4 separate regions of the Mus musculus genome follow, and regions 1, 2 and 4 are each linked to region 3. Evidence: chromatin loops called from intact Hi-C (ENCODE). Cell type or tissue: heart. All regions are shown on one strand. Links, peaks and the distances in the headings refer to the core of each region. The heading gives the core; the rest is flanking DNA. Region 1 has its middle 6.8 kb from the start of Gm39556. Region 2 holds the start of Gm28068 (a long non-coding RNA gene). Region 3 has its middle 12 kb from the start of Ly6c1. Region 4 holds the start of Gpihbp1 (GPI-anchored HDL-binding protein 1).

Evidence for each region. A loop is a pair of places that touch in the nucleus more often than their neighbours do. Peaks named below come from ENCODE experiments on the same cell type or tissue, not always from the same donor. Only the 100,000 strongest peaks of a DNase experiment are listed, where the experiment ranks them.
Region 1: it touches region 3 in a loop (5-fold over the local background); 15 of 42 quality-filtered maps call a loop at or near these places.
Region 2: a loop joins it to region 3, with 5 times the contacts of the local background. A loop is called at or near these places in 21 of 42 quality-filtered maps.
Region 4: a loop joins it to region 3, with 5 times the contacts of the local background. A loop is called at or near these places in 2 of 42 quality-filtered maps.

What each region holds. Positions count from the first base shown.
Region 1 is chr15:74,917,219-74,922,206 of GRCm38, reverse strand. No RefSeq gene overlaps it. Among named protein-coding and RNA genes, the nearest start is that of Gm39556, 6.8 kb to the left of the region's middle. In heart, for the core only: a CTCF peak has its summit at 2,544 (motif pointing right); DNase peaks (open chromatin) are centred at 636 and 2,426; H3K27ac peaks cover 586 bases.
Region 2 is chr15:74,965,412-74,970,399 of GRCm38, reverse strand. It overlaps Gm28068 (a long non-coding RNA gene), which reads right to left and starts at 3,469. Exons shown (of 3, transcript XR_875428.1): 1 at 2,332-3,469. In heart, for the core only: no CTCF peak of the experiment used is centred there; DNase peaks (open chromatin) are centred at 2,019 and 2,549; H3K4me3 peaks cover 937 bases; H3K27ac peaks cover 923 bases.
Region 3 is chr15:75,058,165-75,063,152 of GRCm38, reverse strand. It overlaps the pseudogene Gm5960. Among named protein-coding and RNA genes, the nearest start is that of Ly6c1, 12 kb to the right of the region's middle. In heart, for the core only: CTCF peaks have their summits at 935 and 2,427 (motif pointing right); DNase peaks (open chromatin) are centred at 892 and 2,422.
Region 4 is chr15:75,594,123-75,599,110 of GRCm38, reverse strand. Gpihbp1 (GPI-anchored HDL-binding protein 1) reads right to left here and starts at 2,481. Exons shown (of 4, transcript NM_026730.2): 1 at 2,381-2,481; 2 at 1,958-2,080; 3 at 1,482-1,598; 4 at 898-1,381. The coding sequence starts at 2,432. The coding sequence ends at 987. In heart, for the core only: no CTCF peak of the experiment used is centred there; DNase peaks (open chromatin) are centred at 1,450, 2,550, 3,860 and 4,300.

The DNA of each region.
Region 1 (4,988 bases), core at 313-4,312, 140 kb after region 3:
ACTTGCCGGGCAGTGGTGGCTCACGACTTTAATGCCAGCACTTGGGAGGCAGAGGCAGGAGGATTTCTGAGTTCGAGGCCAGCCTGGTCTACAAAATGAGAAGGACAGCCAAGGCTACACAGAGAAACCCTGTCTTGAAAAAACAAAAACAAAACAAAACAAAGGCATATACTTACAACACATCTCTAAGTTCTGGAAGGCAGAGGCAAGGGAATCTCTGTGAGTCTGAAGCCAGCCTGGTCTATACAGCAAGTTCCAGGCTAGACTGAGCAGTAAGTAGCGAGTGGGTAAACAACAAGAACAAAACCAAGCAAAACAAAACTAAACCAAGCCCAGGAAAGGCCCCAGAGCTGTTTACTAGACTCTTGGAACCAGGAAGACATGTTTGGCAATTGGGTATAAGGTAAATATAAGAAACACAGAGAAACAAACCCTCCACATAGTAGGGACGGATGATAAAATATTCCCTAGGACTATGATTAGTAGATGCCAGGGTTGTGAGTCACACTGCATGGCTCTTGCCTTCTCTCAGCCTAGGGCCACAGGAGAAAGAAGGGTGGAACTCAGGATATTGCAGTCAGAGCTTCTTGAAGTTGCTCCCAGTGGGGCAGAAGGCACAGCTGATGGGATATTCAGTGGATGTGGGGGTGCAGAAGGGGTGGGGAATAGCAAGCCACTGTGGAAGGAAACAGGAAAACTCCAACTCTGCCAAGTTATTGTGCTGTTTCTACTGTCTCCCCAACCCCCACACCTCCACTGTGGTCACGGTTCATCACGTACGAAGCTCGGTGTCTATCCCAACATTGGCTAGGAGGACAGCTCTGCGGGCTTAACTCTGTTCTTTCACCTTTCGGTGGGTTACTGGAATGGCATCGACATCTTCAGGCTTGCTAGGCAAGTGCCTTCATCTGCTGAGTCATCCCAGAGGTCCAGCTCCAACTATCTGGATAGCACAATTATCCAGTAAATGGTTCCTCAGATCCACAAATGAATACCCACATGGAAACTCTTCTCCCAAACAGATTTTAGGGTGCCTGATGGTTGTCAACTAGATTAGGTCAGGAAATACCTGGCAGGTTAGTAAAACTCAAGGTGAGGCGTTTGTAAACAGTTAGATCCTGAGGGTTCTGATTTAATCAATGGGAGATGGTAGGAGGTAGAAGACTGAATGAAGGCAATGAGCCCCTGGGGTTTGTGCCCCTGAGCCCTCTATCTCTGGCTTCCTCCTGAATCTATCTTCTCACTGATTTCTTCCTATGCTCCCTCTGTGGTAGGTGCCGTTAGAGACAGAGCCTAGGCCTTGACTCCCACACCACTAAAACGACAAGTAATAATGAGAAGTGAAAGATTTATTTTGCATAACCGCAACAGGAAGAGAAACAAATTACTGGTTCAATTTCTGCCCAGACTTCCATTAATGGCAGACAATGATGGGGAAGCTGAAGTGAAGTGTGTCTTTTGTGGTACCCAGACTAGGAAAACCCCAGAGACCACCTGGAACCATAACTCCCATGCAAGCACATGTAAGTCTTTATTCAAGCTTGAACTTGGGCCACACACCTTCCTGATGTAACGGGATAGGAGAATGGGCCCCGAGGTGTAGGTGAAGGGGGTTTATACAGGGAAAAGCTGCAGGCAGGGGTTTCTAAGCCTTGTCGTTATATGAGAGGGTAAAGGAATGTTGGTCTTGAAGCTAATTGTTTTACAGCACCCTGGTTATACCACAAGGAGCGACCACACTTCCAAAAGGAGCATCTTGACCTAGGAAAGACTTATGCTTCCTTCCTTCCTTCCTTCCTTCCTTCCTTCCTTCCTTCCTTTCTTTCTTGTTTGTTTGTTGTTTTGTTTTGTTTTTTTTTTTCAAGACAGGGTTTCTCTGTGTAGCCCTGGCTGTCCTGTAACTCACTCTGTAGACCAGGCTGGCCTCGAACTCAGAAATCCGTCTGCTTCCCAAGTGCTGGGATTAAAGGCATATGCCATCACTGCCCAGCTGATTTATGTTTTCTTAGTCCACTCTCTTGTTATCAGCTCGCTGCAGCTGCTGTGTCTATTTTGCAACTGCCAGGGACATTTCATGCTTTTTCTCAGACCTCACAGGGTAGTGGCCATGCCTCTCTAAGGGCAAATTAACTTAGAATGGAGTCTTCAACAAAATGGAGCTTATTCTGCTACCTCAGTCCCTTCACTTTCCCTTCCCCAAGCTGCTTTTCGTCATGGTGCTTTCTCACAGGGAAAGTAACCCTAACTAAGGCAGCAGGGATAGGGCCCCATCACTTGCAACATGGGCTCTACCGGGTGTGATTGGAACCCGTGGGCCCCTCCCTGCAGGCCGTGCTCAGCCAGCAAGGGCACCTCCAGCCGCTTTGTTGGCTTTCTCTCTTTCTTGGCCTCATCACATTTTTAGAACAGGGATTTGTCTGTGAAGTCACCACTCTATCCCATGCAGACCAACAGGATTCCCCTCCTGCTGGGGGAGACCAGAATGCACACGCCCGTTCCTGTGGGAGTGTCCTGTGTGCACACTCAGACTTTGGTGGGAAGGGAAAGTTTTCAAGGGTGAGACCTCACCAGTAGAGGGCAGAGGAACCAAGGGAACTATGGGTATTATCTTGCCTGCAGCATTTTTAAAATGTCATTTGAATTAGAAAGTAAGAGGGAATCTTTTTTTTAATTAGATATTTTCTTTGTTTACATTTCAAATGTTATCCCCTTTCCTAGTTTCCCCTCAGAAAATCCCCTATCCCCTCCCCCCTGCTCCCCAGCCCACCCACTCCCATTCCTGGTCCTAGCATTCCCCTATACTGGGGCATAGAGCCTTCACAGGACCAAGGGCCAGTAAGAGGGAATCTTGAGGCTGTTATTTTGGGCAAAAAGCTGTCAAGAGAAGTAGCTCCCTTCTCCCCACCCCAGTCTTCTCCTCTCTTCTGAGGTGTTGTGTCTATAGTCAGATACTAGAACACGCTAGGCAAGTGCTCAGCCACTGGGCTACAGCTAAAAATGTTCCATTTTTATCTTTATGTGTATGGGTGTTTTGCCTGCATGTATGGCTTGTGCACCACATACATGCTGTATCCAACACCGGTCAGAGGAAAGCGTTGGATCTCCTGGAACAGGAGGGTTGTGAGCCGTCATGTGGGTGCCGGGAATCAGAGTCAGGTCCTCTGGAAGAGCGTCCAGAGCTCTTTGACTGCTGATCCACTCTTTTAGCCCCATAAGGCCCTTAAAAGCACTCAAAACTCATGATAACAATAACAAAGGGAAACTTTGTGTAAGAAGTTGGGGGGTGTTGCAGGAGTCTGGCCTGCCATACACAGGATCTCAGTCAAGCTCTGGCTAGAGGTAGGAAATGGAGGAAGGGTTTCCCCTCAGCCCAGGGGCTGTTGATCAAAACCTCCATTCCCCAGAGCAGCACAGTCCTAACGGGTTGAAGTGCTGGTAGCAAGTAAGTGCTGAGCACTCCACTCAGCTCCGAGAACACTACGGAGAAGGAGGCAGAAAGAAAACGAGAAGTGGCAGTGTTGTAGAATATGCCTCCACTCTGTACCACCAAAACCACTTAAAAAAAAAAAAAAACCCAAGACCTCTCAGAGGACTGGGTTTCAGTTTTGGAATCCCCTGGCTGCTTGGTAGGTACTTTCCCTGTGCCTGTTGCTGTCTACTGTGTCTGGGATCCACGAGCCCTGCCCGACCCCCCATCTTTAAACTTTTTAATTGGCAGATAAAATGGACCTGAAATTCCTAAAGGGTGTAACACCGAGCTTACTTTGTTTTACTCAGCCTTGGATCTCTTCCCGGTGAAGCACGAAACTGGGCAGCAGGCTTGGTATACCAGTATCCTGTTGTGATTATTGTAGGATTGTTGAAGTCTGAGGCAAGGGAAGGTGTCCGGGATGTTTCCAAGAATTCTGTCCGTGATCTTGCTGCATGGCCCCCAGTGGGGGAGGGTGTGCCTTCAGCAGGTCTATCCATGCCTGAGGACCACGCTGTCCACATTCAGGTATTGTGTAAGGAGCAAGACACACAGCCCCGTCCAGTTCTGTGGGGAACTGTAGTATCTGGGACAATCTGGACTGGTTCCCACAGTGGGTCTGCCTAGCTTTAAAAGCTCACAGGGACCCTCTGCAGTGTAGGCAGACATACAGCTATGCCATTATAGCACTGAGGCTTGGGGAAGACTACATAGGCCGCTGAGGAGTGAAGTGGTGGAGTGGGAAGCTAGCTGTGTGATATGGGATTGAGCAAGCGACAGCACCCCTGTTCCCTTCCCTCCCCAACACCTGAAATAAATTTGTCTCTAAGGCCCCCGGAAACTGCAGGCCTGTGACAGAGGGGCTGTTGGGTGATCTTGCCGATACTTTTGTGATCATTCTTCCTTCTTGGGAATGGATGGTTCCTGACTGTAGCAAGACCATCGGGCTCCACACTTTTGCTCTCCCTGAGCAACTTTTCCCATTTCTTTAATGAGTAGGTGGAGAATTTTGTACATTTTTACACTTCTCTTCTTTTGATTAAAAATTCTACTTTGGAATCCTTTTTTTTTTCTTTCTCCAGTCTGCTCTAAGCTTTCAAAAGCATCAGTCCATGCCTGCCACACAGTGCTCAGTTATGCCTTCAGCTGAATATCTAATTCTTCACTTGCAAGTTCTAAAAATATTGGGATAGGAACAGAGTTAGACCAAGCTCTTCTCCACGTTCTAATGAGGGCAGTGGCTCCTCCAGTTCCCAGCCGCGTCCCCCTTCACTCTGCAGCTCCTCAGAGGATTGGCTGACATTTCCCAGCCATGCAACCATGGCCATGCCATGATCTCTGTCTCCTTTCTTGCTGAGTCCTTACAGGAATCACCTTTAAGGTGACAAAGACTCATGGTTTAACCATATATTATAGTTTGGCTCGGAAACCTGGGCTCTTTTGGGTTCTTCCTCTGGACTCTGCTATGTAAGTTTATTAAGAGACTCCACACCTGGGCTGGTGAGATGGCTCAGTGGGT
Region 2 (4,988 bases), core at 375-4,374, 93 kb after region 3:
CAAAAGCCCTCAGACCAGCAGCCCAGTGGTAGCCCCATTCCTGGGAGCACCTTTTGCTTTTTGGAGCTCTGCCCTCAGTCTCATAAGCTCTCGCTTATGAATTTACAATAATCATGTCCCTAAAACTCTGCTGCCTGTGAATTTCCCTATTTAACTTCAGAGCTGAGAACTTGAACACTACTGGCTTTGACGGCCTCTGAGTTCCCTAGGATCCTAGCTGAGAGAAAAAGTGTTGGCTCAGGACCACTAAGACCAGGTTCTCAGCACAAAGGAGTTGTATTTGCCCCAGAAGGACAGAAGGCAGGGATAAGAGACAAAGACAGGAGACAAGGGATGAAGGGGCAAGGGGGAGGAATAAGGGGCAAGGGAGACTGGTAGGGGGCATTTGTCTTGGGGGACGAAGGTCTGTGTCTGGATAGAGAGAAGACAGGTGGGGCCCATGGGCAGATGGGAAACCCTATATTAGCATGAGCTGTTTAATTTTAATTGAGCATGCTACTTAGGTGAGCCAAAGGGGTCTTTTGATTGCTGGACCTTGGTCGTCAGCCTCAGGAGGAGGAAGTGGCCAAATAAGGGAATAGACCTTGGTAGCTAGCTTTAGGAATGAAATCTAACAGATTTTAGCAAGGCAGAAAGAATTGGGGAGAAGCATAAGGCCTGCCAGAGCCATGTCTGCCATGCTCGAGCTAGCCAGAATCCCTTCACAAGAATGTCTGGTTTTTTTCCTAAAGTTTGTAGGTCTCTGTTCCTGCCATTTTAAATCAGATTAAAGAGTGCACCCACTTCATGTAGAATTCTGGTTGCACCACTGATCAGGGTGTGGTACTATTCCAGCAACCCCTAGGGTTGGTATAGGGCTAGCAGACAGAAGAGCTGACAAGGTTGTAGCAAAGTTTAGAACCCTGATAAAACTCATAATTGAGAACGGCCGCAGTTCAGACTAGCTTCCGACCAGATTCCTGTCCTAGAGTACAGGACCATGATACTCCACTAAGAGGACCATGACAACTGGTCACATAGCATAGAGCCTAGAGGTCTCTATGCTAATGAGATATCTAGGGGCTCGGAGTGTTTAGCCAATGAGCATTCTTCCTAAGCGTCCCTTTCTGCAAAAGGTATTTAATCTCTGGTTCACCCTGAGTAAATCACATGAGTCTTCATGTGCCATGAATAAACAGTTTGGACAAGCAAGGGCTGTCTCCTTCATCAAGGACCACTATGGGGGGAAGCCTTCATCATACAGAGCTGCACCTAAGTCTCGGGTAGAAGGCCCCTGCACACTCCTGGCACTCACCTGAGTTAAGTTGGAGCCCCCACACGCCCTCATCACAGGCCCTCGGCCCTTGTTCTCCCAACTGCTTGCAGTCCTCAGCGGCCTTGGGATACACAGAAGTATGGGAACCCCATTCTCAATGCCGTTCTCGGCGGCATCTGGGTGCCCAGGAGTTTGAGAACCACAGCCACTGTCCTAGCCCCTGCCATTTCTCACCTGGAGAAACATGGGTTGGGACCCCTATTTTAGACTGCATTTCACCTCCCCTGAGTGATGTGTTGGGGTCCCAGGAGCCTGGTACCCCGACACCCTGGAAGGCAGCTGTGAGGAAGGAACATAGCCTAGCGCCCGTGCATTTCTCCTCCACGAGAGATGTTCCAACACTCAAGCCATAAGATGGAACCGCAGACTCATCAATGGAAGATGGAATTATTAGACCAAGATCCTTAGTCATCTGCCCAGCAGATGGAAAGGCCCTATGGGTGAGGGCTGAAGGGAGTTTGCTCTAGGGCAGGGGACACTCAATTGTGGCATGTGGCTGTGTTCTCATTTTCATCTAATGACTTTAAGCTGATGGTTAGCACGGGAGCTGGATGTGCCACCGTGGCCACCCTTGCCCCTTTAATTCACCGGCAGGCACAGCTTGCCGGAAGAAGCAGAAGCCGACTAACCCTATCCCAGGAGGGTGGTGCTTTCAAACCCGGGCTCCAGGCTTGGCCACACGCGCCCCTAGTGGCAGAAGCTGTCAAAGCAGTAAGAGCGCATTTCAACTTTCAAGTCAATGGAATCTCCCCATAGCAAGCACACGCTGAGAGCTATTACACTCACTAACAACACTGTCCCTCCCTGGGGGCGAGAGGAGGATGCCCGACCCTTCCCGTCCAACCCATAGGAGTTTCCAGGGGCGCTTGGGGGTAATACGGGCATTGAGCGCTCCAGGGAAGATTTAGTCTGACTTGTGTGTTTGGGGAGCCAGAGCTACTTCAAAGGGAGCTTTCACTGGGCAGAACTCCCATTCCACTTTCCTGCTTAGATTCTGGGTCCTACTTAGGACTCACCATGGGCAGGGCACCACAGGCTTCAGACAGGCTGTAAGATACCTGGGAGAGAGAAGAGAAAGTAAATTGGCAGAGGTGGTCGGGAGCTAGCTTTCAGTTTCCTGACTTTTGGGAAGAGGTGGAGAGGCGGAGAATTTGAGTTTCGATTTCCTGAAGTTTAGAGGAGGGAGAGGACTATGGGGACCTTCGGAAGTGAAGGGAGCAGGGGCTCTAATAGAGCCTCTTAGGGCTCTCTGGCCTCTGTCCAGGCCTGGGATGAAGTGTATATGTCATCTCCGTGACATTCCCAGACCACTCCCCTCTGAGGGTGGAGGCTGGGGGCTGGAAATAGCACAGCTGGCCAGAGGCTGGGAGGTTGGAAGGTACCCCAGGGAGAACTTCTGGTCCACATAGAGGGGTCAGGCCCCACCTCACAGTCAGGTGCTGAGTTCTGGCTGGAACTCCTGGCCCCCACTGGAGCCTCTGTCCTCCCTACTTAGACATCCGGGCAAACCTGCCCAGGAGTTGGAGTCTCCATAGCTGTTTTCCTACACCACATCTATCCGCACAACAGCGTTCCCTTTTCATCAACAGTCTTCAGAGACTTGGGGTTAGAGGACAGGGTTCACAAGAGGGGCAGTCCTTCAGAAGTGCCAAGGAATGTCAAGGAAGTCCCTTCTTTAACACCCTGTTCTCTGGGATGGAGGTTGGGTTGGGAGACTGGACTTTGGTAAAATAAAGCTGTTAGAAACTTTATCTTGGAGCTCTCCTCCAGGGCGACCCTACTTCTTGATCAGAACTGATAGGATGGGGTGATAGAGGAAAATTTGGGGTGTCTTTGATTTTGACAGAGCCTTTTTTTGTCAGCTCTTGGTGAACTTAGCTTCAGAGGGCATTCCTCAACAGATAAAAGAAACTAATAATGGCCCTGTCTTCACTGGTTCTCAGTTCAAAACTTTCTGCACACAATGGGAAACTGCCCACCATACGGGGATTCCCCACAACCCTCAGGGCCAAGGGATAGTAGAAAGAATACATCAAATCCTAAAAGCTCAACTTCTAAAACAAAAGCCAACCACCTACCCCCATGTACAATTAACAATAGTTATGACTACACCAAGCATATTTAACATCTACAAAAACTCTAAGCATTCTCCTATTTCCCTCCATTGGCACACACCAAAATTAACCACCCCTACCCCCACCCCCACCCCCATCTTAGTACGATGTCATGATCCTTTGGATGGGATTTGGAAAGGACCAGACTCCTTACAACTGAGAAGGATTTCGTTTGTGTTTTCCCACAGTATCAGCCTATTCCTATCTGGGTTCCTGCCAGAAATGTCAAACACCAACCAAGAAGATAGCCTGCCTCTTACTGGCAGATCAAGGACAGAGGAGGTGGAGGAGGAGGCAGAGGAGATGCCATGCCCAAAAGAACAAGATCTCCTGGAAAGACATTCATGACCTGGTGACTGCTGCCCAGGCATGTGCCTTACACAACCTCCCTTCTCTGTAGCTGTCCTTCAGCCATGGAGAACTGGGTCTACTTGAAAGGGAGGCTAGAAATGATAAAGGATAGGGTGCAAGAGAAGGATGAAGCCAAGACAAAGTTTCTGATCAAGGCTCAAAATTTAATATTCAGCTCTGTGTTTATATAGGGAAAATCCACAGACCCCATCCTTTGTTTCAGCTAGATTAAGTTGCAAAGTAAGCTCAGCGGGCAGTCTGTTCCTGTAAGAAATTGCAAATGGGCTAGATGGAAGATTCCACCTGGGTCTTTAAGGTCCAACTGTGGCAAGCACTTAAGGTCTATTTAGCCTACTCAAGCCTGGAGGAAGGGGACACCTCTCCTTTGTCATTCTTCATACTAACTCCGCTAATGTCCAGCCTCTCTCTAGCCTTCCCAACACTTACCATCAAAGATTCTTCTCTAGGGAGACCTACAACAGATACACACTCAAAAATCATAGGGTCCCAGAATTGCCCACTTGAAGCATGTTGGACCAGGACTGAGATCTCCCTACACCCAGATGGCATCTCCACTATACACAGCCCTTTCCTCTGCTTTCCTTACTGAAACACAGGTGAATGTCTCCAGGAGGTATTGGAGCTGCAGAGTGGAAACCAACCAGCCACAGTGGCACCATGCTCACCAACCTAAAACTCATTTTCAGCTTTCCATCAGCCATCTGTGGGATGAATGTTGTCGAACAGGAGTCATGGGTAAACTCTACCATAATGGCTATGCCAAATACCCCATAGCCAACTTACATGCCTCTCGTGAACTCCCCCTTCCCACCTCCAAATCAATCTTTATGCATGTTAATATTCTTCAATGGGAAAATCAGTCTCAGAAGGAACTCCAAGCTACCCATTCCTGGCTACAGTAAATCCAATATACAGCTGACCTCCTTCCTTTAATGACCCACCCCAACTCCTCCCAAAAACTCCTCTTTTTTCTGTGCTTCTCTCTCCTGACTGCTATTAGCAGCTGTTCCCATAAAACCCATAGACCCTTACCCACAAGGAAAGCACAGGATATTCCTCTCTTCAACCTAAAGGTGGGGCATTTCTTCCCCCTTTTGCCTTGTAGGACCCTCCTCAAAAACCCCATCTTATATGTGCCTGTTACAACACCATCACCAAATCAACATACATCAACCCCCTGCACTTCT
Region 3 (4,988 bases), core at 396-4,395:
GGGAAGAGACAGGACATTCTAGGTGCTCCAAATAGAACATTTATATCAATGTCCTCCCTTCTGCCTTTAAAGAGAGTTAGTTAAGTTGGGTCTGTCAATCACCTGGCCAAGAGACAGCCCCCTTGGGAAGGCAAATTCACCTAAAGTCAGGCTACAATGGGACATGGTTCTGTTATAAAAAGCAACAGAGTGCTGAGTGATCAGAACTTGGCATTCACCTTAGACTATGTGAAAGAAGCCAGGACCAGAAGGTGTGCACTGCTGGGCACTGTTTACACAAAGTATCCAGAATAGATGAATTTGTAAAGATGGAGGGAAGACTGTCAGGGGTTGGGGGAGGGGTCGAGGGTGTCTGCATAATAGGCATGAAATTGTCTGTGGAGGGATGGTGACACTACCTGTGGAGGGACAGAAAGGCAGGCTTACAGAGAGCACAGACGCGCTGGGCTTTTTACCTGGGCACAGGGATTATGGCCATGCGTCCTCCTGTTTGAACAGTAAGTGCTCTTCCTCAGGAGCCACTTCCCCAGCCCAGGCTGGGCTCACACTCATGTTCTTCCTGCTCGCCTGTCCCCAGCGCTGGGACTGCAGGTCAGCACAACCACAGCCGCTTAAGGCTTTTTTCCTAAGTCCGGGGTCTCTGTTATTGCTTGGATTCTGATGTAAGACACCATCACCAAGTCTAGGTCCATGGAGTTCTCCTGTTTTGTAACAACTGTAGTTTTGTAACTGAATGCAGTGGTTTTGCCCCAAAGAAACTGCTCATATATGCCTGGAAAAAGAGGAAATGAGAGTCCTGGAGCTCATCTTTCTAAACAAAGCTGGAGGGTAAGGGAGAGACTTAGACTTTGGAGGCTGAGCTCTATGTCAGGGCAGAAGGGGCCCAGCCTAAATCCCAAATTCAACTGCAGAGAGGAGCGCCCCTAGAGGCCGAATGTATCATGACAACCAGCGAGTTTAAGGTCTGGATGAGTGAAGACAGGAGCTTTGGGCTGGTTCTAAGTGGCTTTCTTTGAAGGGCATTATCTGAAACAAAGAAGCACAAAAACTGAAAATTAAACAACTTTCCTCCTTAAAAGCGGAAGAATTTGTCATTGAGTGACTGCTTAGCTCTTGAGATGAAGCTATGGATCTATTTGATGATTTTAATTATTTTATTTTACTAATTTTTTGGTGTGTTGTGTGAGGTAAGGATCACTCCATTCACAGTACTCAGCTATTCCAGAGTCAGCTGTGGAAACACTATTATTGTCGACACGGACAGACATGGCCCTACTGTTAATAATCACCCAGCATGTACATGGGTTTGTGTGGGCTTCTCGACTCTACTCATACCTGTCTGTATTACACTGGTTTTTGTTTTTGTTTTTGTTTTTGTTTTGTTTTGTTTTGTTTAGTTTGAGACAGAATTTCAAGTAACCCATGAACATTCTAAGACTTTGAGGATGCTCTTGAACTTCTGATCCTATCTCCCCTGGCTTTGGAGTCCTGGGATTATAGAATTGCACCAGAAAATTCTGTGACTCTTCCAATTTCATGTGAATTTCAGTAGGAACCACTCCTTGCCTTTTTCATCCCCTCCCTCTCCTCCCTTCCTTCCTTCCTTCCTTCCTTCCTTCCTTCCTTCCTTCCTTCCTTCCTTCCTTCCTGCCTTCCTGCCTTCCTGCCTTCCTGCCTTCCTGCCTTCCTGCCTTCCTGCCTTCCTGCCTGCCTGCCTGCCTCCCTCCCTCCCTCCCTCCCTCCCTCCCTCCCTCCCTCTCCTCCCTCTCCTCCCTCTCTCCTTCCCTTCCTTCTCTCCTGTCTCTCCACCCTCCACCTGACAATCTGAGTTTGAGCCTGGAATCCACACAGTAGAAGAAGAACTCCTTTAAGTTGCCTTGTGACCTGTACACATGCACTTGTTACACGCACATGTGCACATAAACATACACGATTAATAAATAGTAATTATTAATTAATTAAAATATTTCCTATTTTTAAGCCTCAAACACACTTCCATTTTTAGGCCTTCCTTCATTTATTTCACTTCATTGCTTTTAATATCCTAAGCTTGTGCCACTTTGTTTAAACATATGCCTAGGTGTTTGCTTCTTCTCTAGGTTATTGTAAAAAGAAGTGTTCTCTTCACTTCTTCTTGCTCTTCCTTGGTAGTCTATAAAAAACAAAAAATCCCTGGCTTTGTGTGTTGACCTCATATCCTGTATTTTGGCTGACTTTCTCCCTTAGCTCTTCCTATTATTACAGGACCTTACTGATGGAACATTCTGCTTTTCCAGGTAAATCCTTTAATAGAGGGTGTGGAGAGCAGGGCATGGAGAACACACCTATGATCCCAGTACTAAAGGACTTCAAGTTCAAGGCCAGACTGGCTTACAGAGGGTTGGAGGTAAGAGCCTGAGAGCCTTGTGGACAGAGGTAGTTCCTCTGCTTGGCCAGCAGGTGGCATCTTCTCCTCCAGTCTTCAGGTGGTTAGCTCTGCACATCTCCATGCCCTGATCTCCTCTATTCATAGATCAATTGAGTTGGGAATGATCTTCTTTAAATGCCTCATTTTATCTTAGTTAATAGCCCTGTGACAATCCAGGCTAGGTGCTAGGGCTCAGGGTTTCAACACATGTGGCTGCAAATTTTGAAGGTTGAAAAGCTGCTTTAAACTTTCTTCAGTTGTGTATTGTTGTTTGTACTGGTTTTTATATGCTTGGCCCAGGGAGTTGTACCGTTAGGAGGTATGGCCTTGTTACAGTAGATGTGTCACTGTGTACGTGGGGTTTAAGACCCTCTTATTAGCTCCCTGGAAGGCAGTCTTCTTCTAGGTGCCTTCAGAATAAGAGGTGGAACTCTAAACTTCTCTAACATCACATCTGTCTGGATGATGTCATGTTCCCACCTTGATGATACTGGACTGAACCCCTGTAATTAGTCAGGGTTCTCTAGCATCACAGAACTTATGGGTGGTCTCTATATAGTAAGGAAAGTTGTTAATGACTTACAGTTTGTAGTCTAACTCCCCAACAATGGTCAGTAGAACCTGTGAAAGAAAGTCCAAAGATCTAGCAATTATTCAGTGCCACAAGGCAAACAGACAAACGAGAAAATCTTCCTTCTTCCAATGTCCTTATGTTAGACTCCAGCAGAAGGTGTGGCCCAGATTAAAGGTATGTGCCACAATGCCTAGATCTGGGCCTTGCTTTGTCCCAGATGACCTTGAACTCAGAGACCTCCTTGCTTTAGTCTCCTGGGATTCATAGCCACTATGCCTCAAGATCTCCATGCCAAGATTCAGGTCAGAAACTTGCATGTCCCAGCGTCAAGATCAGGGTCATAGAAGAGCCTTCCAATTCAGGATGGTAGTGCATTCCAGATATCGTCAAGTTGACAACCAGGAATAGCCACTACAATCCATCCCTTCTCAACTTGACATAAAGAATGTCTCATGTCCACTTGAAACAATAAGAAGGTCATGAATATGCCTAACATGATACAACTATCCCCTCTATAATCCCAAATGCATTTTTAAATTTAAATGGGCCAATGTCCCTTAGGAACATTTTTTTGTATCTCAACTTAAATACCAATTGACTTCACAGAAATTGGAGAAAGACAAATGTGTTCTTAACAAAATAAAAGAGAAACATTCATATTACTTTATAATCCTCATTTTTGCCAATTGTTACATGGACTTAGCTGTTATTTATAACTACCTTCCTCTACAACCCATTCTGTATTTCCTCCACCCTCAGCAAGCATCTCAGCAGGCTTAGGCTCTTTTCCTGGAGGATTGACACATGCCTTCATTCCTGATGGGTCTGCATCCTTTGTCATCCTGCTTGGATTGGGCTGTTGTAGTTTTCCATTGACTTTAATCACAGGATATGATGGAACTAAGAGAAGCCCTAAGGGATCTCGTGCACTCCAGACATAATCCTGCTTACATCCATTGCTAGAGAGACAATCCAATTTCCCCATGGTAATCTGGATCTACTACTCCTCCTAACACTGTTATTCCTTTCTTAGCCTGTTGGTTTAATGGCATTAGAAGCCCAAAATGACCAGGGCGTCCATTTCAATGGCATGTTTATTGTGGTTTCTGGTAGGAGCACTCCCCTCTCTGGAAACAAAAATCTAGGCCAGCAGAACCTAGAATTGTGGGGTCAGGAAGCAAAAATTTTCCTAGAGCATCACTAGGAGAGATAGTGAGTTGAACTATTCCCTTCTCCACCCCTAGATTCCTACACCCATGGATCCTGGCTGTAGGAGAAGTGTATCATATGATGCTGATTCAAACCATATACTGCTTTCTGAAGAACTCTGCCCCAGCCCTCCATGGTGCTGCTACATAATTGATTAGACCAGTAGCTTACAGATGATGGGGAAAATAGTAAGACCATGGATTCCGTGATCAAACACCCACTGTCATACTTCTCTGTCTGTGAAATGAGTTCCTTGGTCAGAAGCAATACTGTGTTGAATACCATGATGGTGTATGAGCGTTCTGTGAGTCCACGGATCGTGGTCTTGTCAGAGGCATTATTTGTAGGAAAGGCAAATCCATATCCACAATAAGTATCTACCCCAGTAAGAGCAAAACATTGGCTTTTCCTGGAGGAAGTGGTCCGATGTAGTTAACCTGCCACCATGTTGCTGGCAGGTCACCTCAAGGAATAGTGCCATATCTGGGGCTCCATGTTGGTCTCTGCTGTTGGCAGATCTGGAAACTTCTGGCAGCAGAAGCTGTAGCCAGGTCAGCCTTGGTCAGTGGAAGTCCATGTTGTTGAGCCCAAGTACAACTTCCATCTCAGCCACCATGGGCACTTTGTTCATGTGCTCATCGAGCAATGACAGGGATGGCTGGAGAAAGAGCCTAACTGTCCACTTGATTATTGAACTCCACATCAGCTGAAGTCACCTTTTTGTGAGTATTTACATGGGAAACAAATATCTTCACATCTTTTGTCCATTTGGTGAGATCTATCCACATACTTCTTCCC
Region 4 (4,988 bases), core at 619-4,618, 540 kb before region 3:
GAGTCCCTTAAGCCATGCTCCTTGTTGCACTGTGGGGAAACTGAGTTCCATCCAAGTCAGCGATGGAACAGTGGCCTAGGCATGGTCTCCTTCCTCTATCCCAGAGCTCTGCTCTGGCACCAACTGCTGGTGGAGGTCTAGCTTGGTGCAGTCAAGGAAGCCAAGAGCTCAGCCAATAGGAGCCATACCCAATCAAGGGTTGGCCCATGTGCAGCCAGGATCCCTGCCCACTCAAGGAGGGATGCACACCTCCTGGGGGCCTCTCCTCACCAGAGATACCCATCCACCCAGGCGAGAATGGGTGTGTCGTCTATTTGTCTGCCTAAGGAGCCCTGGGGACTTTTTGGCATTTCCCAGACCTGCTGTCCATTTCAGGCTCCCAGAATCCTCCCGGAGGCCTACACTAGAAGGGAGGTCCTAGAATCCAGAAAAGGATGGATTTCTGTGCCAGGCTGTAGCTGGAGAATCTCCTCCTAAGCAGTCAGGCTTTCTTTACCCTTTCTGCCTCCCTCCCTGCCTTAGCTGCAGTCACTGTACCTCAGCCCTGCAATATTCTTGGATTCCTTCCAACACCCCCTCCCTCCAGGTCTCCGGAGGCTCACCCTGCACCTCGCACGTATGAAAGAGCTGACTTCCTCTAGATGTTGGCTCTGGGGAAGATTCTCGTGCCGGCAAATTCAAGATGAGAATGAGCCTTCTAGGCTTGTTACTCTCTCTGCGTAGCTGAGCAGATGGGGCCCCTATAGGCTGAACATCCCCCGAGCACAGGCGATAGACAGCTGGATCTGAGGCTGACATGTTACCCACACTGCTGCCCATGGGTTGAGGAGAGAGGAAGGCCAGGAGGCCTGAGGGTGAAACTGAGGGCAGAGAATGGCCGAAGGAGCTGCAACGAGCTAGATGGCAAACGACATTCAAGTTTATTCTCTGAAGCTGGTTGTCAGGAAGGAGAGGCCAGGGCGTCCTGGTTGGAGGAGAACGGGTCTTCAGGCCCCTGACGCCCACAGACAAGTGAAGAAGCTGAGCAGGAGGGCTATATTACCAAATTTGGTCCAGCCTGAAGGGTATCCTGCCCCACTTCCCTGGGGCTGGTTAGCCTTGCCACTCTTAGGCAAGTTAGCCCCATCGCTCTGAGGATGAGCAGCCTTGACAACCTGGGGGTGGCTAAACTTGCCACCCTGAGGATGTCTAGTCCCACTTTCCAGGGGGCTGTCTGCCCGGCCACCCAGAGGGTTCTGGACTTGGGGGTTCTGCCAGGGTGGAATATTGCACAGTGTGGACTGGCAACAGGTCTGAGTCATCTGGGTGCCTCCCACTGTCTTGATGATGGGCTGGCAGGTATCAGTACACCACATGGAGTAGGTAGTCAGGTAACCTTTGTCTAGGGGGTGTGGAAATCAGGTGGTGAGGGTGGAGCATGGGCGTCGGCTGTGGGCTCTTCCTCTGTTCCCCACCCTGGGTGTGCCTCCCCAGATGCTCACCGGTTCCGCTGTGGGAGACGAGCGTGATGCAGAAGGGTTTGCTGCTGGAGCAGCTCTGTGTCTGATTGCAGCTCTCCCCGCTGTGAAGCACTTGACAGAAGTAGCATTGTAGAGGTGCTGTGGGTCGCAGGGCAGCTCAGATTGAGAGAGAGAGACTCCAAGGCCATGCCTAAGTCCCAATCCCCACCACCAGTTACCCGGTAGCCCTCCCAGGGGGGCCTGGAGCTATTAAAAGGAAGGACAGAGCATGGGGTTCAGATAAGGTGAGACCCAGGGCTAAGGGACATTGGGGGTGGGGTGAGCCTGAGAGGGGGAAACCCTAGGTGTCAGCTCAGGGTGGAGAAGGTTGCAGCCTGTGGAGAGAACCAGTGTGTGGGCATGCTGGGCTCCCCCCACACCCCATACCCAAGGGTGAGATGTAAGTGTTGGAGGAATGCTCTGTGCAGAGCAGGAAGCTGGGCCCTCAGCTGGGGTACCTCTGTCCCTGCTTCCAGGGATCATGTTGGTCTCCTCCTCTTCCTCTTCATCATCGTCATCATCGTAGTTGTAGTTCTCTGGCTCCGGGTCCGCATCACCATCTTCTTGTGCCCAGCCACTCCCTGGTGTCACAGGGACATGAGTAAGCTTTGGCCACTTAGATGCAGAGGACACACTCGGGGTTGAGCGCTAAGTCCTGACCCTAACATGCCCTCTTCCCCATACCCTTTCCATTTTATGGAAGGAGACAGAATTCCCCCCACCCCCACCCCTGCAGTGCCGAAGCAGCCAAGCCTGCAGAAGAGAAGAGCCCCAGGCCTTCTATCTTACTCCTCAGGTCTATTCCTTGTCCCTAGGATAAGGGGTGCCTGGAGGTACTCATGGGTAAGGACTGGGCCATCCCTTCTTGAGGCGACCCGCACCTGGCTGTCCACTTAGTAGCAAGATCAGGAGGACAGCCCTGAGAGCCTTCATCCTGGCTCAGGCTGTTCTGTCTACTGGCGCAGTCCTCACTCGGGGTTCTGAGTCTGCAGTAAGTGGGACATAGGACATTCCTGGGGGCTTCCTGTGGCCCCCACCAGCTCTAATCTTAAACAATGGGTCTCGCATTGGTCTCCAGCTACAGGCACCAGGCCAGGGACATCATTTCCCTCCAGAACCTCCGGGGATAGAGAGGAAAGGGAAGCTATTATATTGGCCTTGGGTGTCCTGGTCACCTGAGCTGTTTCTGAGCTGGTGGGGACTACAAAAGGTGAGTGGTGGCCTCAGGAGCCACCTGGTCTTGTCCTGGCTCTTTACACCTCCAGGCCTCGGCATTATCATGCTCAATGTGGGCCTGGTTCTAGGCTGCATCAGCACCTATCTCAAACCTCTGGGGAGCCTGGCTTCACAGCCACAGGGGCTCAGGACTCTATTTGAGGGTCACAGGCCAGGCACCTTCCTCCCGAGCGGAGTCATTCTGCAGAGTATTTAGGAAAGAACATGGTCTGTCCAGCTGCAGCCCCAAGAACCATTCTTCTCCTCACCTCCTGTCTGTGATCTTGTTCGCCCAGGCTCCTGCTGCTCCGGCCTCTTCCTCCTTAGACAGGTAGCTCCCTTAGTAACCCGCTTCCCCTTCAGTCTCTCTTTATGAGTTACCTCCCCAGAGGCCTCCCTACTGCTCACATGTTTCTGGATATCTACCCCCTCACCCCCCGATATTACAGCCTCTGACCCCTCTGGGGTTCCTCTGCCCTTGATAAGCCTACAGAATGTAAGTCCCCTCATCCCTGGGCCTCTGCACCTAGGTAGGTGTTGACTTAGAGACAGAGAGCTTTCTGGGACTGGCTTCTGCCTGGCAAACTCCCAGCCACTGTCTCCCCTCCCCCCGGCCCCCACCAGTGTACACTGTGTGAGCCCTTGGATCCCTTGGGTCTCTCCCAGGGTATAGCAGACCCCCAAACTCCAGGGCAGTTTGCAGATGGATGAGCTAGGTACTGGAAAGTCATGTTCCTTCACCTGAAGTATGGAGAGAACCACTGGACTCAGGACAGGAGTCGGAGTCACTGGCAAGTCCTGGGAAGTCTGCCTGTCTCATGACTTGGGCCAGCTCCTTAACTTGCCTAAGCCTCAGTTTCCTGGATTGTCAATAGGCAGTGGGAGAAACTGCCAATCTCCTAGAGGTTTCTTGGAACAAATATGTGAGTCCCAGTTCCCTGTTTCTCAAATTGTCTAACCTCGTCTTTCTCCTAGGGTGAAGTGACCATCAAGAGCCAGGACTCACAAATGCAAAGGACTGCATGGCATGGGTGGTCCCCTCTGGGCTGATTGGAAGACACAGGTGTCCGATGACTTAGCTGCAAGCATGCTGGACCTCCTTGACTCCTCTTGAACTGTCTTCCTTCCTAGCATTTGGGAACTTGCCCAGCCTCCTGTTGTTCTCCACCCCCATTCCTAAGTCCTCAAAGCCATGGTTTCTTCCCCAGTTAGGGTCATCTCTTTTGGTCTTTCTTATGGCCCCAGACCTCTGCAAGCCACATGCTTACCTCTAGCTGCCACCTGCTTCCTCTGAGGGAGCCTCTGACCTGGTGAGGGCCTGTGCCACTCAGGACCCTGTAGGGAGAAGTAGGCTCGCTACTACACCTTCCTCCCATGGGCCTAGGCTCTGTCAAACAGTCTTGCCTCGAGCCCAGCTCTTCCTCTGCTAGGGCCACATACACCCAGGCCTGAGCTTGAGAGCAGTTCAGAAGAGTGAGAGCAACATTTAGAAAATGTAAAGGGCAGTGGTGTGGCCACCCTAGGTCCAGTGGGAGGTGCACATTGTCCCCAGTGCTGCACACACCCCTCCCAGACCCGGCACATGCTGTTCCCAGTCCTGCAGGAAAAGCCTGCTGGAATTTGGTCCAGCTAAGCCAAGGTTGATGACGCTTGGTGAAGATAGGGTTGCCTACCTCCTGATACCTTGGTGGCAGAGACTTACTCCCCTCAACTCTGACCTGAGTATGGATGGGAATCACTTGGTTTAGTGTGCATGGATCCCTAACCCCTCCCTACGGCACCCCCACCTTGTACTACATGGTCTTGAGCAGACCCAAGCGAGCCAATAGTTCCTCCAGAGTGAGGACATGTCCATTGAGAGCCCAAGATCTCAGTGTAGTGGCTCTGAGGTGCCCAGAGTCATCTTGGAGCCTGGGTCCTGGGCTTTGGCTCTTGGGTTGCATCTCCCTTTCAGCTCAGACTTCCTCTCTAAACAGACCTTTCTGCCAGTGGGTTCTGGCCTTGCCTTTACTGCATGCCTCCTTGGGCTCCAAGGATGCTACTGGACCCTGGCCTCCCCACTTTAGTCTTTTTGGAAGCAGCAGGCTCGGGCTCAGACCTCTGTGCTAGCTGTGGACATGGAATTCCTGGCTACTTATGCCCCTTCTAGTGAAGCGGCAAATGAGGTGATTGGTGAGGTTGGGCAGGCAGGGGCAGTACTGAGGGCTGCAGGCTATACTATCCTTGGGGGGTTTATATGGTTCCATCTTGACCTCTGGGGACACAATAGTATCA